2 separate regions of the Homo sapiens genome follow, and region 2 is linked to region 1. Evidence: read pairs that join two places in POLR2A ChIA-PET (ENCODE). Cell type or tissue: PC-9. All regions are shown on one strand. Links, peaks and the distances in the headings refer to the core of each region. The heading gives the core; the rest is flanking DNA.

Region 1 (11,490 bases), core at 1,331-9,330:
GGATTTATCATGTTTTAACACTCCACTTTTGGCCACAGTGGTAGCTATTATAACATCACACACTTCCAAAAGACAATCTCATCTAGGGAGCTGGGTTTTTTAAATGTTAACATAAGATGTAGGCTGGGTGCAGTGGCCCACACCTGTAATCCTAGCACTTTGGGAGGCCAAGGCAGGTGGATCACTTGAGCCCAGGAGTTCAAGACCAGCCCGGCTAACATGATGAAACCCCATCTCTACCAAAAATACAAAAATTAGCCAGGCCTGGTGGCACACGCCTGTAGTCCTAGCTACTTGGGAGGCTGAGACAGGAGAATCGCTTGAAGCCAGGAGGCAGAGGTTGCAGTGAGGTGAGATTGCGCCACTGCACTCCAGCCTGGGTGACAGAGCGAGACTCCGTCTCAAAAAAAAAAAAAAAAAAAGGTTAACATAAGATATGAAGGAACTTAGACAAATGTATCAGCAAAAGCACAGCTTGTAGGGCCAAGCTTTGTAATCTCTTTATCCTCAAGTCTATTTTTCACAAAATCTTCCCCAGAGAAGGGTAACTTTCAGCTCTAAACATCCATCACCCCTCAATGCTGTGATCATTCTTTTTTTCTTTCGGAACAATTGAATCATAAGACCAAGGTTACTGAAAACTTACTCAGGTGGCAGAGAAATAAACCCAAACATGACTGGAAGATTTCTCAGCCTCTTTTTCCATCCTTAACCAGGGGAGCACTTACATCATGTGATGTAAAAGAAGCTGGCAGGCGAACAGTCCACCATGCTGCTTGCTCCAACAGGCATGCCAGGGGAGACATGCTGCTCGGCGGTACCTACTGCATCACTTTCTCCTCTCTCTTCTCTGTTGAATCCCAGGAAACAATGAAATAGACAAGGGAAGCATGATGTGTTAACTTAAGAAAAAGACTTGTGTAAAATGGAGAGCCAAAAATCTATCATACATACTGGGACGTAAGCCAATCCTTTAGGGTTAAAACAAAACCCAAGGCTACTTCTCTTCATGTACAGTCTACTTGAGAGCTAAGTGTTTGACTGCTGGGTTCTCCCTGCTCTGCTACACGAGTGGAAAATCACACGGGAGCAAAGTCCTTGCCTCCTGGCCCTGGGATGGTGCAAAACAGCTGTCAGGTGTAAGGAGTTGCATCTGGGGAAGGATGAGAAATGGGGGTAAGCCTGCCCATTCATGCTGTTAGGGGATTTAGCAGGATGTGGCATTTTCTTATCTGCATAATGGGATGATGATCTCTGCAGTGTCTGCTTCCCAGCGCTGAGGGAGAGAAAGGGGAGTGAGGGTGAAATAACATCATGGATGTTCAAGTGCTTTGTCAGGTAGGGGAGGAGTGCCAGAAGGACTCCAGCACTGTTCGCGTTATTTTATTAGTAATATTGTCATCCTCATCATCTTACGTCTCTCTGGTATACTTCAGGACATGCAGCTGTATTTTGGGAGAGATGTGTGCAAGATGAAAGAGACTGAGATAAAGGGTGAGACTGTCAAACTCACCTTTTAGTTTACTCTCAACTACCACCTGCCTATGGTTTTCAACACGACTCAGCATTCTGAACCAATTGTAGTTTTTTAATTTTTTAAAAAAACATGGAAAACCAAACATCGTATGTTCTCACTCGTAAGAGGGAGCTAAGCTATGAGGATGCAAAGGCATAAGGATGGCACAACTGGCTTTGGGGACTCAGGGGGAAAGGGTGGGAAGGGGGTGAGGGATAAAAGACTACCAGTTGGGTACAGTGTGTACTGCTTGGGTGATGGGTGCACCAAAATCTCACAAATCACCACTAAAGAACTTACTCATGTAACCAAACACTACCTGTTCCCCAATAACCTATGGAAATAATAATTTTTTAAAAAAATCTGTTTTAAACACACAGATGTCCGAGCTTTATCCTGTCTGGATAGGATTCAGTTGTTTAATTTTAAATTCTACCAGTAATTCTGATGCCCTAGCCAGGGCTGAGAACCACAGGCTCATGGGGATCCAGGCTAGCCCTATCACTCCTGCACTTATCCCAAACCTAAGTTTCTTATCTTCCATGCACAGGCCTGGGTCCATGGGAAATGGTGCTTTAAGATTCTATTGGCAGAGATGTGCCCACTGCCATAGCTTCTCCTTCCTTACCTTTCCAGAAAAAGCTGGAGACCCAAATAGCATCTCTCCGCCTCCACCCTACCTCCTCTTGCTCTAATTAATTGTGATGATGAGCTGGAATGAGAGCTACCTGAAGTGAAATGTTGGCTCTGTCTCTCGGCATCTAATGTCTGATATAATCACAATATATAGTATAATGGCTAATGAAACACTGAGCAAAATGTATTACACTAAAAGATATAAGCATGCATTTAAAGTAAGTGTCTGGGATTCATTTTGCTGAATTCCAGTTCTAAACTCAGCATTAAAAGTACGCGTGGTTTTATTTTATTTATTTCGTTCCAGGTAATGGCTGCATTAGCAAGACATGGATACTTTTATTTGTACAAATCTGTTGCTCTTGGGTGAAAATACTTTATTATTTTCAATTGTTTCTCTCAAACTTACCTTGTCATTGGGATGCATAATTTTTGCAGAGTTAATTCTTATCAGCTCAATTTTACAGCAGGGGTTTTTGAGGCATTATAAACTCGCTCTCCCCAACTCTGGAGTTCATTCTGAATTAAATAAATCTTTGTCTACCTTTTCTATTAAAATATTCTCGGGTTGGTACAGGTAAGACCATCAGAGTGATTGCTGACATCTGGAATGTTGTTGTTCTTTTCATTTACCCTAAGTTTTTCAGCACGTTCAGACAGTAATATTTCCCAGCTGGTAAGAGACCCAGCTTCTGAAAGAGGAAAACGCAAGAAACACAGCCTAGCTCCCCAGCTGCATGTTATTACGTTATTCCCAATTCAGAGGAAATGAACAATCATTTAGTCTTGACAGATACATCTAGAAACTCACTGTCTTCCTTTTCAACCTGAAAATAAAAAACCAGGGTCCACAGAAGTTAAGCATTTGTCTTAAAGTAAGTTTCATGCCTTTCTGCCAGTGGTATGGGGATCTCTTGTGAAAGCTTTTGAAAACTCCCTGGGAAAATGCTGCCAACAGGCTTAGAAACCTGGGAGAAAACAAAACAAAAACATAATCCAAAATACTTTCTGCTCATGAAGATATGTAACTTAGTCGTCCCTTGTGAGCTGGTGAAGGTTAGACATATGTGATGGCATTTGGGGTGTAACCCAAAGGGCCTTTTAAGCAGACTATTCGACTTAACACAAAAGCAAAGTTGTCAGCAGTGAATTCCCTTCCAAATCAGCTTCGGAATGAACTAAAAGCAATGCTAGGGAGGCTTTTTTCTTATCCCCATTATCCTGATGGATTTGTCCCTCCATTGAAAATATTTCCATTTTCTAATGATCGCCATTCTAACTGGCGTGAGATGGTAACTCATTGTGGTTTTGATTTGCTTTTCTCTAATGACCAGTGATGATGAGCTTTTTTTATATGTTTGTTAGCCACATACATGTCTTCTTTTGAGAAGTGTCTGTTCATATCCTTCACCCACTTTTTGATGGGATTGTTTTTTTCTTGTAAATTTGTTTAAGTTCCTTGTAGGTTCTGGATATTAGACTTTTGTCCGATGGATAGATTGCAAAAATTTTCTCCCATTCTGTAGGTTGCCTGTTGACTCTGATGGTAGTTTCTTTTGCTGTGCAGAAGCTCTTTAGTTTAATTAGATCCCATTTGTCAATTCTGGCTTTTGTTGCAATTGCTTTTGGTATTTTAGTCATGAAGTCTTTGCCCATGCTTATGTCCTGAATGGTATGGTACATGTATACCTATGCAACAAACATGCACATTCAGCACATGTATCCCAGAACTTAAAGTAAAATAAAAAAAAGAAAATATTTCCATTTTCTGAACATAGTTTTCCAAAGTAGAAATGCAATCAATACAAAGTAATACTCCCATTTGCCTTTCAATTTACAATTCACAAACCACTTCCAGGGACATAACTCTACTTATTCCTCACCGCTGTCCCATAACAGAGGCTGAACTCCATTTCACCAGTGACGAAATTGGGACAGGACGTGGGGAGGCCACTCAGACCGCCTGGAGTCTCAGTTCATAAGTGGGAACGCCCGGACAGACAGACAGCTGCGTCTCCTGACTCCCGGGCCAGTGCTGTTTAGTCTATCTAGCTGAGGATTTTAAAACATTTACTTCCGCTTAACTCACTTTGTCCCCTATTATGGTCCGTGTGTGTGTCAGTCAGTCTTTATCTCTGGACCTGAATCAAAGCTACCCCTTCTCCCACCTCCTCCTGTTTCAGAGGGGAAAAAATTAAAGCCTAAATATTGAACACATGTGCTTCTCATCTGGGCAGCTTAGCAGGATGGGGGAAATCCTCATTGTTGTTGGTCCTGCCTCCCGATGTCTCAGTGTGCCCTTACACCTGGTGCCCCACTACTACCACAGTCTGAGCCCACCGCACTCAAAGTCAACCTTCCATGGCGTGCCTTCACTCCCATCTTCTTAGCTTCTCAGTGTCTCAGTGGCTCGCTTTACTGGCCTGTGAAAAATCAACTTGGGTTTCCATTTAGGATAGATTAGAAGGTGTGCAGGGAGAGACTAGTAGACACCTTTGCGTAAAGACCTGACATCTTCCGCCGTCTCTCCGACTGCACTGCTGTGGGCAGCCGTGACTCATGGTGAGGTCATGCATTCCCAGGCGAAGTTTATAGGTAACCAGGAGGCTGAGCGATTTGCAGGTGCTCTCCATGCTGATCATTCTAACTCTAACTCACCTCCACGTTGCACTGGCATCTTTTGAAGTAGAACTTCATGGGGTGAACAGGAAGACTACAACATTTTTATTATAGTTGGCTTCCTTTGCTGAATTAGCGTTTATACTTTCCCAGTAGAAATCCCCAAATTGAAAATATAGAGGTGTCAGCTAGCACCACTTTAGTTAAGGTTGTGTCAACATTTCCTATAAACCTTGTTTTTCTAGGGTTTATAACTAGACCATAAAAATTTGCTCAGCTCTGAAACTTGGCACAGTAAGTAAACCTGGGAGTGAATTTTGCAGAAATTGAGGAGGGAAAAATAAGTTCAGCTGTTTTTAACATGTGCCTCTGCTAAAATGGAAATGATTTTAAGATTCATTTTCTTTTTGTGTGACTCAAATGGAGATTCAGCTTAAAAAAATAGTGAACTCAAGCAATTATTTCATTGATACATGCTAATTGCACTTGTTAATTTTTAGAGAAAATGTTAATGATTGACATATTTGACTCAAAGCCATTGACTGTGCATCCACAGGTACCAGTTTTTGCAAAGCAGTTAGTTAGCTGTGCATAACAATGTGATTTGGCAAATAATCTGCCCACATTTTAGTGCCGTAAACTAATGCTTTGAAGGAATCCTTCTGATAAAAGGTTAACAGGCTGCTTCAAAATACTAAGTCACTCAGGATCACAACCCTCTGTTCATCTTGGTCTAATCTGCAGCTCACATTTAACAGACGATTCCCAAAAGCAGCTCCTGTGATGTTTGTATGAAAGAAATGCCCAATCTCTCTGACCGTCTACCTTTTCTGGAGGATGTGGTAGGTGCTGCACAGCCCAGCAGCTCACCTATTCCTTTTGTACCACTGGCAAGATATTGGGATGTTGGGTGCAATTAGTCAACATGGATGCTTGTAACGCCCTGGCCGGCGTTTGCCAGTCTCGGGCCATGAACTCCGGGATGATGGCAGGCACCAGTGACAGGAGCATTATGGAAGAGAAGAAAAAAGTGCTGGACTTGAATGGATTTTGCCAACAACCTTGGGCGAGTCAGTCCACCTATCTGGGGACAATGATACTCTGCTAACCTAATAGGGTTATTGAGAGAATCAACTGAAGTCATTATGCATATCAAAGCACTTTCTAAACTGTAAGGTGCCATCCAAATGAAAGGTGGTGGTACCTGGCTCAGCATCGGCTTTTCTTTGTAGACACCTACTGAGTGTTGTTAGTAAGGTCATGGTAGCAACGTGTACCCCTTCAGCTGACTCAAGGGGAAAGGCCCTGGGCTTCCCAGCACTTCAAGCCACAACCGTGTGACTCAACCCAGCTTTGTTTTTTCTAACTGCAGTTTCCTGCTTCCACTTCTCTGCTTACCTCTTGCTGGTCACTGACCACTTTTGGAATGAAGAATGTGCTGGACTCTTGGTGGCTCATTTCCCATGGACATGAACACAGCCCCAGAGGCCACCTTGGTTGTTTGATGTCACCGTTCTGCCCCTGCTCCCAGCTGTCCCCATCCTGCAACACATCAGGTCCTTTTGCTAGTTGCAGGGTTTCAGTTTTGGGTGCCTTTAGGTTTTCTCTGAGATTGTTTCCCGCTACACCCCAGGGCTTCTTTCCTTGTTTCCTTATGTTGCACATCTTGGGCATAAGTGAGCTGGATTTATTATGAGAAATTTTCTGGCAGGAATCTCTCTCTCTTTTTTTTTGACAGTCTTGCTCTGTCACCCAGGCTGGAGTGCAGTAGCACAATCTCAGCCATTGCAGCCTCCTCCTCCCAGGTTCAAGCGATTCTCCTGCCTTAGCCTCAGCCTCCCAAGTAGCTGGGATTACAGGCATGTGCCACCACGCCCGGCCAATTTTTGTATTTTTAGTAGAGATGGGGTTTCACCATGTTGGCCAGGCTGGTCTCAAACTCCTAACTTCAGGTGATCCGCCCACCTCGGCCTTTCAAAGTGTTGGGATTACAGGCGTGAGCCACTGTGCCTGGCCAGCAGGAATATCTCTGAAAAGCCATCAGTGCCGTCAGTCCTGAGCAGGCGTAGCTTCGTGGGCATGTGACCTATGCAGTCACACATGCCCTGGGCTCGGGAGGGCCCTGCACTTGGTTTAATGCCCTGCTTTTGTCATCTTAAAATTCGCAATCACTTTTAGACAAGGAGCGCCATATTTTCATTTTGCACTGGGCCCTACAGATTATGTAACTGGTTTGGCACCCTGTGCCCTGACTCTTCCTAGAGAGCCCCGAAGACCTTAACCTGGGGTATCCTAGGGTTCCTTGCTGAGTGCTAGGCCCATCTTGAGCAGGATGGGCAAGACTTGAGGTCACCTATCGTGGGCAGTGCAGGGGTTCAGCATGAGCCTTGCTACCCCCGAACCCTGGCTTATGTTTTCCCGCCAGTCCTGAAGCCCTCACTCCACCCCAACCCACCCCATCCCTGCAGCCTATAGGAGTGGCGTTCTGCCTCCGATTTGCTGAAACAACTCTCTGCTGGCTTAGCTGGAGCCAGACTCCCTGTCTACCATTTCCAGCCCCTCTCCCAGAAGCCCAGACACTGATGTGGGCATTTGTAGTTCCCATCAGGGTCTTGTTCCAACATGAATGGAACACTGGATATCTTGGAGCAGCCACAGTCTGGAACTGAGAACCGTCATTTCTGCATCCAGCCTGCTGGAACAAATACCTCCAAGTCAAACGTTTACTCAACCAGTGCTACCTGGCATGGGGGATGTTTCTGTAAGCAAGACAAAGATGTTTCTGTCCCTGGGGAATTCACATTCTAGTGGAAGAAGACAGACAATGAATATAATAAATGAGTAAATTTGGAAGTTAAAAAATGAATGACACTGTGAAAAAATAGGCAACAGGGTGATGGAGACCAGGAGGGCTGGGGGGCATTTTGCCTTAAGAAGAGGAAATATGGCCAGGCGTCATTGTGCTTACCTGTAATCCCAGCACTTTGGGAGGCCGTGCTCAGAAGTTCAAGACCAGCCTCGACAACATAGCAAGACCCCATCTCTACAAAAATTAAAAAAGTACCCAGGGGTGGTGGTGCATGTCTGTAGTCTCAGCTACACGGGAGGCTGAGGCGGGAGAATGGCTTGAGCCCAGGAGTGTGAGGCTGCAGTGAGCTATGATTGCACCACTGCACTCCAGCCTGGGTGATACAGCAAGACCCTGTCTCTTAAAAAAATAAATAAAAATAGAATACAGGGGGAAATATGATCCAAGATGTGAAGGAGTTGAGGACAAGAGACCTGTGTGTTTCCAGGGAAAAAGCATTCTTGACAGAGTGCAGCTAGTGCAGGGCCCTCATGGGAACGAGGCTGGCTGTGGAGGAGCAGGCAGGAGGCAGTAGTAGCAGCAGATGCAAGGAGGCAGCTGGAGATGGGGCCCCAGACACAGGCCGGGGGAAGGTGAAGCCTGCAGGGCCTGAGAGGGACTTGGGCTTTCATGGAGTGAGCCAGGAGCCATCAGATCTATCAGTTTGGAGAAAAGGAGTGACACCATCTGTTTAAAAGGATTCCTGTGGCTGACGTGTGCCCTGGAGAAGCACAAGGGTGGAAGCAGAACCATCAGAAAGCTGCTCAATAACCCGGAGAAAAAGGCTCATTCTTGTGGGGTTACGCCGGAGTTTCTGCTCTGCTTTGAAAGCAGTTATCCAGGCTGTTGACTGCCCCCTTGTCACACTTAGGCGGCCTCTGAGCTGGGTCTCCTCTGGCTCCCGGCCCTATCTCACCTCTTCCTACTTCTTTCTCCCAGCCTCACGGTGTGGATACCTCTGCAGCATTTGCAGCAAAGTCCACCCAAGCAAGAGCACAATGCTAAGGCCAGGCAGGGTGTCTCCTTGACTAGAGATTTTTTTTTGTAAATAAAAACTTAGGCCAGGCCGTGTGAAGGGCTCGTACCTATAATCCCAGCACTTTGGGAGGCCAAGGTGGGAAGACTGCTTGAGGCCAGGAGTTCAATGCCAGCCTGGGGAACATAGGGAGACCCCATTTCTACAAAAAATAAAGTAAAATAAAATTAGCTATACATGGTGGCACATACCTGTAGTCCTAGCTACTTGGGAGGCCAAGGAAGGAGGATAGCTTGAGTCTGGGAGTTAGGGGCTGCAGTGAGCCATGATTGCACCACTGCACTACTCTAGCCTGGGTGACAGAGTGAGACCTTGTCTTTAAAAGAAAAAAGAAAAAAAATCAACACTGTAGAAAGGTTTAGAAAAAAAAGAAAAAGAAAAAAATTAGGCCAGATTTCCACCTGTGGATTGTTTACATCCACAGCTGGGGGAGGGTTCCATGCCTTATGCCTCCTTAAGGCCCCTCCAGGCCTGTAATGCTTTCTCCAGCCCCTCACTCTCCGCTGCGGTATGTGGACTATTTGGCTCCCCGATAAGCACGAGTTCAAATGAGTCCCCGTGGACGTTAACCCAAGTCAGTAAAACACCTTTGCAGGCAGTAAAAGACGTATCCCTCTGAGGTCAGAAAGCTCTCTTGGCAAGAAAGCCAAATGAATGGTTTCTTAAAGGGCAAGAAGAACTCTGCTCTCGATGCCATGCCCCAGCCCACTAGGCACACCTGGCCCACAGGTAGGTTGCAGGTAAGCAGAAAGGCCAGTGTTGTAAAGAAGGCCTGCCTGTCTTCCTTTTGTTCACCTCCAACATCACCTTTTTTTCCTTCCAATATGTCATTGCACTTGTTAATGGAAATGAAACATTTCACACCAACCCAGATTGGGTCTGGGATCAAGTAAGAAACATTGTGGAAGTAGCCAGTCTCAGTGGCTCACGCCTGTAATTCCACTGCTTTGTGAGGCTGAGGCTGGAAGATCACTTGAGGCCAGGAGTTGGAGACACACTGGGTAATATAGTGAGATCCCATTTCTAAAAATGCTGTTTTTTTTTTAATTAGCTGGGCATGGTAGCATGCACCTGTAGTCTGAGCTACTTAAGAGGCTTAAGTGGGAGGATTGCTTGAGCCTTGGAGTTTGAGGTTACAGCGAGCTATGAGTGTACCTCTGCACTCAAGCCTGGGTGACAGAGCGAGACACTGTTTCAAAAAAAAAAAAAAGACATTGTGAAAGTGCTCTGTAAATATGAAAGCACTCTCCAAAGTTAAGATAGTATCATTATCTGGGAAGACAGTCTCCAGCATTCTCCTTTAGTGTTTAGAAATACTGTGTTGAAGGCCGGGATATTCCTGCTAGCCAGGCACAGTGGCTCACGCCTGTAATCCCAGCACTTTGGGAGGCCGAGGCAGGCGGATCACGAGGTCAGGAGTTCGAGACCAGTGTGGCCAACATGCTGAAATCTGTCTCTACTAAAAATACAAAAAAAAAATTAGGTGGCATGGTGTCACGCACCTGTAATCCCAGCTACTCAGGAGGCTGAGGCTGGAGAATCACTTGAACCCGGGAGGTGGAGGTTGCAGTGAGCCAAGATCGCGCCACTACAATCCAGCCTGGGCGACAGAGCAAGACTCCATCTCAAATAAAAAAAAAAAAAAGAAAGAAACAAAAAAGAAAATCCTCTGTGCGTTGAAAAGTATCACTGCCAAGCAGTGTCTGTCACCTGCTTCCAGGGTTGATCCATCTGTAAATGCAACCACAACCTGAAACTCACCAGTGCTTTTCCTCTGGAAATTACAAAATGCAAATGTAGGTTCCATAGAGATATTTAGGGAGCTATCTTCTGATCTCATGGTTTTATTTGTTTGTTTAGAATAACAAGAAAGCCACATTGCTGGATCATCCTGCCCTTCTAGGTCTTTCAGTAATCTTAAATGAGAAACCCTGTCACAGGTCACTGCAGTGATTTGCAATCATGAATAGGAGCTAATGAATTCCATAGATTAGCAGCAAGTGGGAGAAGGGAGGAAAAACCCCTCTAGTTAAAACCTGAATCAACAATGTTACAAAATGCCTGCTATGTGAGGTTTGAGGGGGTTTGGTTGCATTATAATGGCTGGCCCACTAATTAGTGTATTTAAAACATTTTATAGGAGCAGTTGATTTCTCACCGCCCACCCCCGACCCCACCACTATTGATCATGAGGTGCTTTGAGGGGTCCGGGTTTGGAGGACTGAAACACCGTGGGATCTTGGAACAGCTCTTCCTTGTTGGTGATCCCTTATTAAGAAGCCCTCCAGCCTGACAATGCTGAAGCCCTGGAGGTTGGAGCCACTCAGGTAGGTACCAGCCACCTTGCTGTAAAAACCCTAGCGCTATAAGGTGGCCACGTCTTATGAACAGATTAGGAGGCCTGCAGGCTCTCAAAATACCAAGAGGTGAAAAACAGGAGTGTTGAAGGAAGCATTGGCCATGCAGCCCCATAGCCCTGGGCTCAGCCCTAGCTCTAGCACATTCTTTTTTTTTTTTTTTTTAGTTTATAATTGGGGCAAGCCAGTAGCTTTAATGAACATTTTCTTTTTTTTTTAATTTTTTTAAATTTTATTATTATTATACTTTAAGTTTTAGGGTACATGTGGACAATGTGCAGGTTAGTTACGTATGTATACATGTGCCATGCTGGTGTGCTGCACCCATTAACTCGTCATTTAGCATTAGGTATATCTCCTAATGCTATCCCTCCCTGCTCCCCCCACCCCACAACAGTCCCCAGAGTGTGATGTTCCCCTTCCTGTGTCCATGTGTTCTCATTGTTCAATTCCCACCTATGAGTGAGAACATGTGGTG
Region 2 (11,490 bases), core at 1,638-9,637, 1.1 Mb after region 1:
TGCAACTTTATGTTCACAAAAGATTAAGACAAGATTAAGGCCACAATGAGACAAACTTTATATTCATAAAAAGTCTGAGGATCCCTTTTGTCCAGATGAGATAATTTACTAGGCACCATCTTAAATCTTCCTGAGGTCTTTTTCCCCAAATTTATTGAATTATAGTTGATAATTAAAAATTTTATGTATTTGAGGTAAACCACTTGATGATTTGATATATGTATACACTTCAAAATATTCACCACAAGCAAGCTAATAACATACCCTTACCTCATATAATTATATGAGGTATGTTGTATGTTATTAGCTTTTTTCCCTTTTGTGGTAAGCACACTGTAAGCAAATTTCAAGTATACAATACAATATTGTTAACTCTAGTCACATTGTTGTACATTAGATCTGTAGAACTTACTTATCTTGCATGCTGAAACCTTGTACCCCTTGGCCAACATCTCCCCATCTTTCCCTCCCCACAACCCCTGATAACCACCATTCTACTCTGTTTCTTTCCTTTTTCTTTTTCTTTTTTTTTTTTTTTTTGAGATGGAGTCTCGCTCTGTTGCCCAGGCTGGAGTGCAGTGATGCAATCTCAGCTCACTGCAACCTCCGCCTCCCAGGTTCAAGTGATTCTCCTGCCTCAGCCCCATGAGTATCTGGGATTACAGGTGTCTGTCACCACACCTGTCTAATTTTTGTATTTTTAATAAAGATGAGTTTTTGCCATGTTGGCCAGGCTGGTCTCGAACTCCTGACCTCAGGTGATCCGTCTGCCTCAGCCTCCCAAAGTGCTGGGATTACATGCATGAGCCACCGCTCCTGGCCCCTACTGTTTCTATGAGTTTTACATTTTTAGGTTCCACATTTTTTTTTTTTTTTTTTTGAGACAGAGTCTCAGTCTGTCACCCAGGCTGGAGTGCAGTGGCACGATCTCGGCTCACTGCATAGGTTCCACATTTAAGTAAAATCATACAGTATTTTTCTTTTTGCTTCTCACTTATTTCACTTAGCACAATGTCCATTAGTTTCATCCATGTTGCCACAAACAGTAGGATTTCCTTCTTTGTTAAGGCTGAATAATATTCCATTATATATATATTTGTGTGTATGTATGTAACACACACACACATACGCTTTATCCATTTATACACCTTCTTTATTCATTCATCCCTTGATGGGCATTTGGGTTGTTTCTATATCTTGGTTATTATGATATTGTGAATAATGCTGAAATGAACATGGGACTGCAACTATCTCTTTGAGATATTGATTTCATTTTCTTTGACTATATATACCCAGAAGTAGGATTGCTGGGTTATAAGGTAGTTCTATTTTTAATTATTTAAGGACTCCCCATATTGTTTTTTCATAATGGCTGTACCAACTTATATTCCCACTAACAGTGTATAAGGGTTCCCTTTATTTCACATTCTTGCAAACACTTGCTATCTTTCATCTTTCTGATCCATTCTAACAAGTATTAGATGATAGCTCATTGTGGTTTTGGCTTGCATTTCCCTGATGATTAATGAAGTTGAGCAACTATTTCATATACCCTTTGGACATTTGTATTTTTTTTGTCTTTGCAGGTCCTTTGCCCATTTCAAAATCAGGGTTTTTTGTTTGTTTGGTTTTGGGTTTTTTTTTTCTATTGAGTTGCATAAATTCCTTATATATTTTGGATATTAATTACTTATTGGACATTTGGCTTGCAGATATTTTATCCCATTCCATTGGTTGCCTTTTCATTCTGTTGGTTGTTTTGTTTGCTATGCAGAAGCTTTTTGGTTGTATGCAATCTCATTTGTCTATTTCTATTTTTGTTATCTGCTTTTGGTGTCATATCCAAAAAATCATTTCCCAGTCCAATGCCAGGAAGCTTTTCCCCTATGTTTTCTTCTAGTAGTTTTATGGTTTGAGGTCTTACATTCAAAATGTTGACTTGGTTTTTGTATATGGTGTGAAATAAGGGTCCAATTTCACTCTTCTGCATGTGGACATCCAGTTTTCCCAAAGCCACTTCTTGAGAGACTGTTCTTTCCTCATTGTGTATTCTTCACACCTCATCAAAGATCAATTGACCATAGATGCATGGATTCATTTCTGGTCTGTCTATTCTGTTCCATTGGTCTATATGTCTATTTATATTCCAGTACCATACTGTTGTGATTATTGTGCTTTGTAATATATTTTGAAATCAGGGGGTGTGGTGCCTCCAGCATTGTTCTTCTTTCTCAAGATTGTGTTGGCTATTCAGGGTGCTTCGTGGTTCCATATGAATTGTATAATTTTTTTCTACTTATGTAAAAAATGTCATTGGTATTTTCCCAGGGATTGCATTAAATCTGTAGATCACTTTGGATAGTGTGAACATTTTAACAGTATTAATTTCTCTAATCTATGAACACAGAATGTTTTTCCATTTATCTGTGTCACCAATGTTTCATAATTTTCATTTTACAACTCTTTTACCTTTTTGTTTAAGTTTATTTCTCAGCATTTTATTGTTTCTGTTATTATTTTGAATTGAATCCTTCTTTCCTTCCTTCCTTCCTTCCTTCCTTCCTTCCTCCCTTCCTTCCTTCCTCTCTTTCTTTCTTCCTCTCTTTCTCTCTCTCTCTTTTTTTTTTTTTTTTGCAAAGGGGTCTGATTCTGTCACCCAGGTTGGAGTGCAGTAACATGATCTCAGCTCACTACAACCTCCACCTCCTGGGCTCAAGCCATCCTCCCACCTCATCCTCCTGAGTAGCTGGGACTACAGGTGCATGCCACCATGCCCAGCTAATATTTGTATTTTTGATAGAGACAAGGTTTTACCATGTTTCCCAGGCTGGTCTTGAACTCCTGGGCTCAAGCAATCTTCCCACCTTGGCCTCCCAAAGTGTTAGGATTATAGGTGTGAGCCACCATGCCAGGCCTGAATTGTTTTCTTTTTTCTTTTCTTTTCTTTCTTTTTTTTGAGACATAGTTTCACTCTTGTTGCCCAGGCTGGAGTGCAACCGTGCGATCTATGGTTCACTGCAACCTCTGCCTCCCGGGTTCAAGCCATTCTCCTGCCTCAGCCTCCCAAGTAGCTGGGATTACAGGCATGTGCCACCACACATGGCTAATTTTGTATTTTTAGTAAAGATGGGGTTCTCCATGTTGTTCAGGGTGGTCTCGAACTCCCAACTTCAGGTGATCCGCCCTCCTTGGCCTCCCAAAATGTTGGGATTACAGGCTTGAGCCACCGTGACTGGCAATGTGTCCTTTTTTCATTTTTGATTTTATTTATTTGAATCTTCTCATTGTTTCTCTTAGTTAATCTAGCTAAATGTTGTCCATTTTGTTTATCTTTTCAAACAACCCACTCTGTTTAATTGTTTCTAATTTTTTTATTCTCTGTGATTTATTTATTCTCTAATCTTTCTTATTTTCATCCTTCTTAAAACTTTGGCCTTAGCTTATTGTTCTTTTTCTAGTTCTTTGAGTTGAAAAGTTAGGTTGTGTGTTTGACATTGGTATTCTTTTTTTAATGTGGGTATTTATCACTATAAACTTCCCCCTCAGTACTTACTGCCTTTGCTGTGTCCCATAGGTTTTGGTACATTGTATTTTCATTCTCATTTGTCTCAAGATACTTTTTAAATTCCCTTTTGATTTCTTCTTTGACCCAATGGTTGCTCAAGAGTGTGTTGTTTCATTCCCACATATTTGTGAATTTTCCAGCTTTTTGGCTGTTATTCATTTCTAGTTTATTCCACTGTGGTCTGAAAAGACACTTGGAATGATTTCTGTTTTCTTAAATTTGTTAAGGCTTGTTTTGTGACTGGGCTTCTTTAAGATTATTATTTTTAATTAATCATCAGACAATTCATAGAACTCCATTTCACTGGGTTCAGATACTACAAAATTATTGTGTTCCTTTAGTGGTGTCATATTTCCTTGATTTATTGAATTTCTTATAGCCTTGTATTGATGTCTACATATTTGAGGAAGCAGTCACCTCTTCCAGACTTTATAAACTAGTTTTGGTGGGAAAAGAGCTTTACCTACAGGTGTATGTGAGGGTGCCAGCTGGGTTGGTGCAGTGATTTCATCTCAAGGAAGTGTGCAATGGTATAGTTTCCATGTAGCTCCCTCAGCTGAGGCCGGTTTTGGCAGATTGTGGGGGTTCTTAGTGACCAAAACTGTGGGTATCTGAGAAAGTGCCGAGAGTTCTTAGGGTCCTCAGAGGTGAAAGTTACTGAGGTCCTCCTGTTCTCTTTTTCTCCAATGAGGAGCAATTATGGCTCCAGGGCCCAAGGCGCAGGTGTGCCTGCTGTGGTGGTAGCTTCAATGTTTGAGGTTCAGGCATGCCCACTGAGGCAGCAGTGTCTGTTTCTGCAGCATGGATGCTCGTGAGTGGCTGTGGGCTGGGGTCTGAAGCACAGGTGTGTGTGGAGCAGCCATAGCTCTGGAGTCCAGGCATACATGTGGTTGCAGGCAGGAGGAAGGAAGGTGAAAGCTCCAGCTCAAGGAGCCCAGTGGTGGCTCCTTCTGTAGGGAGGCACATCTCTTTTTCTGCAGAATCCATGATAGCTGCAATGGCTGTTGAGGTCTTCAGTGTCAAAGGTTGTTGGGATCCTCTGAAGAGCAGGCCACCGGAGACTGCTGTGGCACCTTCCATGTAGTTGATACTGACAGGCCTGCCCTTCCATATTCTTTTCTTTTTTTTTTTTTTGAGATGGAGTCTAGCTCTGTTGCCCAGGCTGGAGTGCAGTGGCGCGATCTCGGCTCACTGCAACCTCCGCCTCCTGGGTTCAAGCGATTCTCCTGCCTCAGCCTCCCAGTAGCTGGGATTATAGGCACCCGCCGCCGTGCCCAGCTAATTTTTGTATTTTTAGTAGAGATGGGGTTTCACTGTGTTGGTCAGGCTGGTCTCTAACTCCTGACCTCATGATCTGCCCTCTTCGGCCTCCCAAAGTGCTGGAATTACAAGCGTGAACCACTGCACCTGGCCTGCCCTTCTGTTTTCCTAGCCATCTCCAGATGTCTCAGCTATGCCAATCTCCCCAGTGATCTGGGTGTGGTAAAGATAAAGCAGATTCTTCAGGCAGTGCCCCTGGAGTTTCAGGAAGCTGATTGCTTACTCTGCTCTCTTTTTCCCTATGAGGGGACTCATGGACTGGTGGTTTCTCTTTCAGCACTGAGCTATGCCAGCCTAGGGGATGGAATAATGAAGACAACATGAAACTGTTCTTCCTACCCTTTCTGTACAATTTATTTTCTGTTCTTTTTGTTTTTCTTCACTGCATTGCTGCAACTTCTTGATTATCTCTCTCTTATTTTTTTTTTTGAGATGGAGTATCGCTCTGTCCCCCAGGCTGGAGTGCAATGGCAGGATCACTGCAACCTCTGCCTCCCGGGTTCAAGTGATTCTTCCACTTCAGCCTCCTGAGTAACTGGGATTACAGGTGCCTGCCACCAGGCCCGGCTAATTTTTCTATTTTTTTTTTTTCTGTAGAGACAGGGTTTCACCATGTTGGCCAGGCTGGCCTTGATCTCCTGACCTTGTGATCCACCTGCCTCAGACTCCCAAAGTGCTGGGATTACAGGCTTGAGCCACCGCACCCGGCCTGCTGCAACTTCTTAACTGGACTCCTGAGCTCTCCCAGAGCATTTTTTTTCATAGATATCTGTCTAATTATTGTTTTATATAAGGGGACAAAGGCTGGGATCTCCTATGCTACCATCTTGCTGATGTCAGTACAATCTTCCTGAAATCTTAACAAAGGTTGTTAAAGCCGCACTTTGATTTTATCTTTACCCTCAGGGCATTATTTCTTTCCTGAAAACCTTTTGCAAGATGAAGGGCTATTTTCACTCTCCAGTCCTGGCTCCTCTATGTTTCCTCTAAATTGTGCTTTTTAGCACAATTTAGCTAATGCCTTGTTTTCTGTACCTTGTTATGCACAACTCGATAATTGATGTTTTCACCATTCTGCCTTGAATGAAACCCCCTTCACCATATCTGAAATTTTTTAGGTGCTTTTTCCATCTTTCATGTTAGTGCAGGGGATACTATTGCCAATTGCTGAGCTGCTGCCTAACACAGGTCAGCATTTTTCCTGTTTCTGTCTAGCACTTTTCTCATTGCTTCATAGTTTCCATTGATCATTTGCTTGTCATTTCTTCCAGCTTGACTAGCAGTTTCTTTATGACATTTCCAGCCTTTGCCCACAGTCTCAAAGCCAATGCCACATATTTTGGGTTTTCATTATGACAGCATAACACTTCTGGTACCAACTTATGTATCAGCCATTCATTGCTCCTTAACAAACACCCCAAACTACTGTGGCCTCCACCAACAACTATTTTATTTAGCATACAATTCTGTAGATCAGCTATTTTCTTTCTTTTTTTTTTTTCTTTTTTTCTTTTTTTTTTTTTTTTTAGGTAGAGTCTTGCTCTGTCACCCAGGCTGAAGAGCAGTGGTGTGGTCTTGGCTTACTGCAACCTCCACCTCCCGGGATGAAGTGAAGATCAGCAATTTTAGCTGAGTGGTCTCTTTGGTCTGGGCAAAGCTCGGCTGTTCTTACTTGGGCTTACTCATATCTGGGTCTTAGCTGTGATGCCTGAGATGGCTTGGCTATCTGGGATATCTGGAGCCCTGGTTAACATCATTCCTCATCTTTCAGCAGGCTAGCCTAAGCTTATTGCTATGGTAGTGGAAGCATTACCAGCAACACGAAAGTAATTCTCAATGCACAAACTTTCACATCTTTGTTTCCATCACATGTGCTATTATTGTCCCATTAGCCAAGGGAAGTCATGTAGCCCAAAGAAGTGAATACAGGGAGGGAAATTATAGTGGCTATGTCTAAATAATCTACCATAAAACACATTATTTGCTTTGTATTGATACATAATCTGTAGGGTAATCCTTTGAAATCATGTGACTATCCTGTTTCTCAACTTTTTTCTTTTTTTTTTTTTTTTTGAGACAGAGTCTTACTGTTGCCCACGCTGAAGTGCAGTGGCTCGATCTCAGCTCATTGCAACCTCCGCCTCCTGGGTTCAAGCGATTCTCCTGCCTCAGTCTCCTGAGTAGCTGGGATTACAGGCATGCGCCACCACTTCCGGCTAATTTTTGTATTTTTATTAGAGATGAGGTTTTGCGATGTTGGTCAGGTTGGTCTTGAACTCCTGACCTCGTGATCTGCCCACCTCAGCCTCCCAAAGTGCTGAGATTACAGGCTTGAGCCACTGTGCCTGGCCTGTTTCTCAACTTTTTATCCAATGATTTTAGCATCCATTAATAATCCTTGACTGGCCAGGCACAATGGCTCACACCTATAATCCCAGCATTTTGGGAGGCCAAGGCAGGTGGATTACTTGGGGTCAGGAATTCGAGACCAGCCTGTCCAACACAGCAAAACCTCATCTCCACTAAAAATACAAAAATTAGCTGGGCGTGGTTGCGTGCACCTGTAATCCCAGCTACTCGGGAGGCGAGGCATGAGAAACATTTGACCCAAGAGGCAGAGGTTACAGTGAGCTGGGACCGTGCCACTGCACTCCAGCCCCGGTGACAAAGTGAAACTGTGTCTCAAAAAAAAAAAAAAAAAAAAATCCGTGACTATACTATCACATTGGGAGTTACAAAGTGGTGACTTTGTATTTTATTTCTTCTACATTTATTAGTTGGAAATCAGTAAAGAAAAATTCTTCACCTGGCCAACATGATGAAACCCTGTCTCTACTAAAAATATAAAAAAAATTAGCTGGGCATGGCGGCATGTGCCTGTAATTCCAGCTACTCAGGAGGCTGAGGCAGGAGAATTGCTTGAACCTGGGAAGTGGAGGTTGCAGTGAGCGGAGATCACACCACTGCACTCCAGCCTGGGCAACAAAGAGCGAAACTCAGTCTCAAAAAAAAGAAAAAAAAGAAAGAAAAATTATTTCTTTTCCTCTCTTTTCTACATCTCTCTTTGTGATTATCACTATGTACTCAGGGATTTTTAAAGTTCAGTGGGTTATAATTGATAAACTTTCTTTTATTTTTCCCTTTTGTAGCTGTTACCCAAATTATCTCAAATTTTGCTAGTGAGATCTCCTTCAGACTGAATTCTATGTCCTTTTGACATGAGCTCATTAGCCTTTGAGCTCTTCCTTCTTTTTGGAATAAGATGTTGATATTTCATGTTTAACTTGGACTTTCTATGCCTTGGGCTCTGGGATCAGCCAAAGGATTTCTAATTTCTCTAAGGATCCTTAATTCTTTTAAATGGACAATGGATTTTAGAAACCAAGAACTGTGCATCAGATATATTAAGGTTTCTGGAGTGTTGTTTTTAGACTTTTCCTGTGTGTGGAGCTAGAAAATACACACACACCCACACACACACACACACACGCACAATCATGAATTTATACTGATATCTCCAATTTAAAGCTGACACATAGGATTCTTCTTCACTTTCTCCCTACTCCCACCTTTCCGCCCCACTCCCCCAGACACGATCTCACTCTGTCACCCAGGCTGGAGTGCAGTGGCACAATCACAGCTCACTGCAACCTTGACCTCCCAAGCTCAAGTGACCTCTCACCTCAGCCTCCCAAGTAGCTGGGACTACAGATGTGTGCCACCATGCCTGGCTAATTTTTGGTATTTTTTGTAGAGATGGAGTTTCACCATGTTGGCCAGGCTGGTCTCAAACTCCTGGAGCCAAGTGATCTGCCTGCCTCAGCCTCCCAAAGTGCTGGGATTACAGGTATGAGCCACCATGCCTGGCCACTGTTCACCATTTTATATCCACATACATAAAGAAATTTAGTTTGTGATAAAGATAGTACTTCACATCAGTGAGGAAAATATGGTTCATTCAACACACTATTTGGGATATTTGGCTATCAATTTAAACACAAACAATACTCAGTTAAACTAAACAAATTTCAAACTGGCTATAAGAGCTGGGAAAACAAGTACAAAAGTATTAAATATTAGAAAAAATATTGGGAAAAGGTTTATAATCCTAGGGATGGAAAGCCGTTCTTTAAAAAGACCCCCGAAGTCATAAAGGAAAGGCTGACTGATGAGGCAATGAGCAACCCTGCACAACATCCTTGTTTACAAGCGCAAGAGGTGGGACTGCTGGGTCACACTCTGATATGGTTTGGCTGTGTCCCCACCCAAATCTCATCTTGAATTCCCACGTGTTATGGGAGGAATCCAGTGGGAGGTAATTGAATCATGGGGACAAGTCTTTCCCACGCTGTTATCGTGATAGTGAATAGGTCTCATGAGATCTGATGGTTTTAAAACAAGGAGTTCCCCTGCACAAGCTCTCTCTCTTTGCCTGCTGCCATCCATCTAAAAGGAGATTTGCTCCTCCTTGCCTTCCACCATGATTGTGAGGCTTCCCCAGCCACATGGAACTGTAAGTCTGATTAAACCTCTTTCTTTTGTAAATTGCCCAGTCTCGGGTATGTCTTTACCAGCAGCATGAGAACACATTAATACTCACTCCTTGTGAATTTCCAGTTTCGAGAGACAGTGTCACATCATATTCCAAATAGGAGAACGGGCACAGTGGCTCATGCCTGTAATCCAAGTACTTCAGGAAGCCAAGGCAGGTGGGTCACCTGAGGTCAGGAGTTTGAGACCAGCCTGACCAACATGGAGAAACCCCGTTTCTACTAAAAATACAAAACATTAACTGGGCCTGGTGGCTCATGCCTGTAATCCCAGCTACTCAGGAGGCTGAGGCAGGAGAATCGCTTGAACCTGGAGGGCAGAGGTTGCAGTGAGCTGAGATAGCATCACTGCACTGCAGTCTGGGTAAAAGACCGAAACTCCGTCTCAAAAACAAAAAATGAATAGGAACTGCATGTTCATATTTTAACAATAACAATAGCAAGTAACTAGCTGTCTCTTTGAAGGTCTTGAAGGAAGGTCAGAGCCCAAAAGTCAGATTCCAGACCTCCACTTTATTTATTTATTTCTATTTTGTAATTTTTTTTTAAGACGGAGTCTCACTCTGTCACCCAGGCTGGATGGCAGTGATGCGATCTCCCGCTTCAGCCTCCTCAGTGGCTGGGACTACAGGCACGTGCCACCATGCTTGGCTAATTTTTGTATTTTTTAAGTAGAGACAGGGTTTCGCCATGATGGCTAGGCTGGTCTCAAACTCCTGAAAGTTAATCCACCCACCTCAGCCTCCCGAAGTACTGTGATTACAGGCATAAGCCACAGCACCCAGCCCTAACAATAACAATACCAGGTAACTAGCTGTCTCTTTGACAGCCTTAAAGGAAGGTCAGAGCCCAGAGGTCAGATTCCAGACCTCCACTTCAAAATGCTACAGAGCCAGGTCCACACACAAACACGCAGGAGGAGGAGTGGTGTGCAGCAGGATTAGTTAACTGTCCTCAGGGATCTTTGAGGTCTCACACCTGCTCCAGGGCTCCTCATGAGGCCTTGGCCTCTAGGAGTTTGATTATTATGTATTGAGTCTGCTCAGCATCCCTGGGAAGGCAAAGGCCTCAAGTCCATCATGGACACATCTAGGGGCTGAAAGGTCTCCCGATGGGCAACATGGTGGAAGGACTAGACATGCTGAACATGTTCCAGAGATAAAATCCTCCCGCTGATTCTGCCAGGTCAGCCCTGAGTTGAGGTGGTCTAATGGGGCCTTGGAAACACATGTCAACATGTGCCTCTGGCTCCGGATTCTAAGGGACATGGGGTGGTTCCCCAAAGATTAAACATTGAATTACCATTTGGTCCAGCAATTCCTCTTCTGGGTATATACGTGCAAGAATTTAAAAGCAAGGACCTGAACAGTCATTTGTTTTTGTTTTTCCTTTTGTTTTTTTGAAACAGAGTCTTTCTCTGTTGCCCAGGCTGGATTGCAATGGCAAGATCTCGGCTCACTGCAACCTCCGCCTGCTGGGTTCAAGCAATTCTCCTGCCTCAGCCTCCCAAGCAGCTGGGATTACGGGCATGTGCCACCACACGTGGCTAATTTTTGTATTTTTAGTAGAGACCAGGTTTCGCCATATTGGTCAGGTTGGTCTCGAACTCCTGACCTCACTATCTGTCCGCCTTGGCCTCCCAAAGTGCTGGGATTATAGGTGTGAGCCACCATGCCTGGTCCTGAACAGTCATTTGTACACCAATATTCACAGCAGCATTCTTCAGAGTAGTCAAAACGTGAAAGCAACACAAATATTCATCAACAAATGAGTAGATAAACAAAATGTGGTATATACATATGATGGAATGGTAGCCTTAAAAAGTGATAAAATTCTGACACATGCTGTAACACAGATGAACCCTGAAGACATTATACTAAGTGAAATAAGCCACAACAAATAACAATACAAAGTAACAAACAGTTGGATCAGAGCCACACCCTGATGACCTTCAGGTGGATCACCTCAGGAAGCCTGAGGTCAGGAGTTTGAGACCAGCCTGCCCAACATGGAGTAACCCAGTCTCTACTAAAAATACAAAACATTAACTGGGTG

What was found. Peaks named below come from ENCODE experiments on the same cell type or tissue, not always from the same donor. Only the 100,000 strongest peaks of a DNase experiment are listed, where the experiment ranks them.
Region 2: POLR2A ChIA-PET joins it to region 1 with 8 read pairs; 2 of 35 experiments call an interaction of 5 or more read pairs at or near these places.

What each region holds. Positions count from the first base shown.
Region 1 is chr10:31,095,144-31,106,633 of GRCh38, forward strand. It overlaps LOC105376481 (a long non-coding RNA gene), which reads left to right. Exons shown (of 3, transcript XR_001747410.3): 2 at 10,796-10,982. Among named protein-coding and RNA genes, the nearest start is that of ZNF438, 69 kb to the left of the region's middle. RefSeq lists enhancers at 6,194-6,253, 9,849-9,968. In PC-9, for the core only: no CTCF peak of the experiment used is centred there; DNase peaks (open chromatin) are centred at 4,728 and 6,138; H3K27ac peaks cover 3,210 bases.
Region 2 is chr10:32,238,456-32,249,945 of GRCh38, forward strand. No RefSeq gene overlaps it. Among named protein-coding and RNA genes, the nearest start is that of EPC1, 100 kb to the right of the region's middle. RefSeq lists a silencer at 8,958-9,175. In PC-9, for the core only: no CTCF peak of the experiment used is centred there; DNase peaks (open chromatin) are centred at 4,986 and 5,756.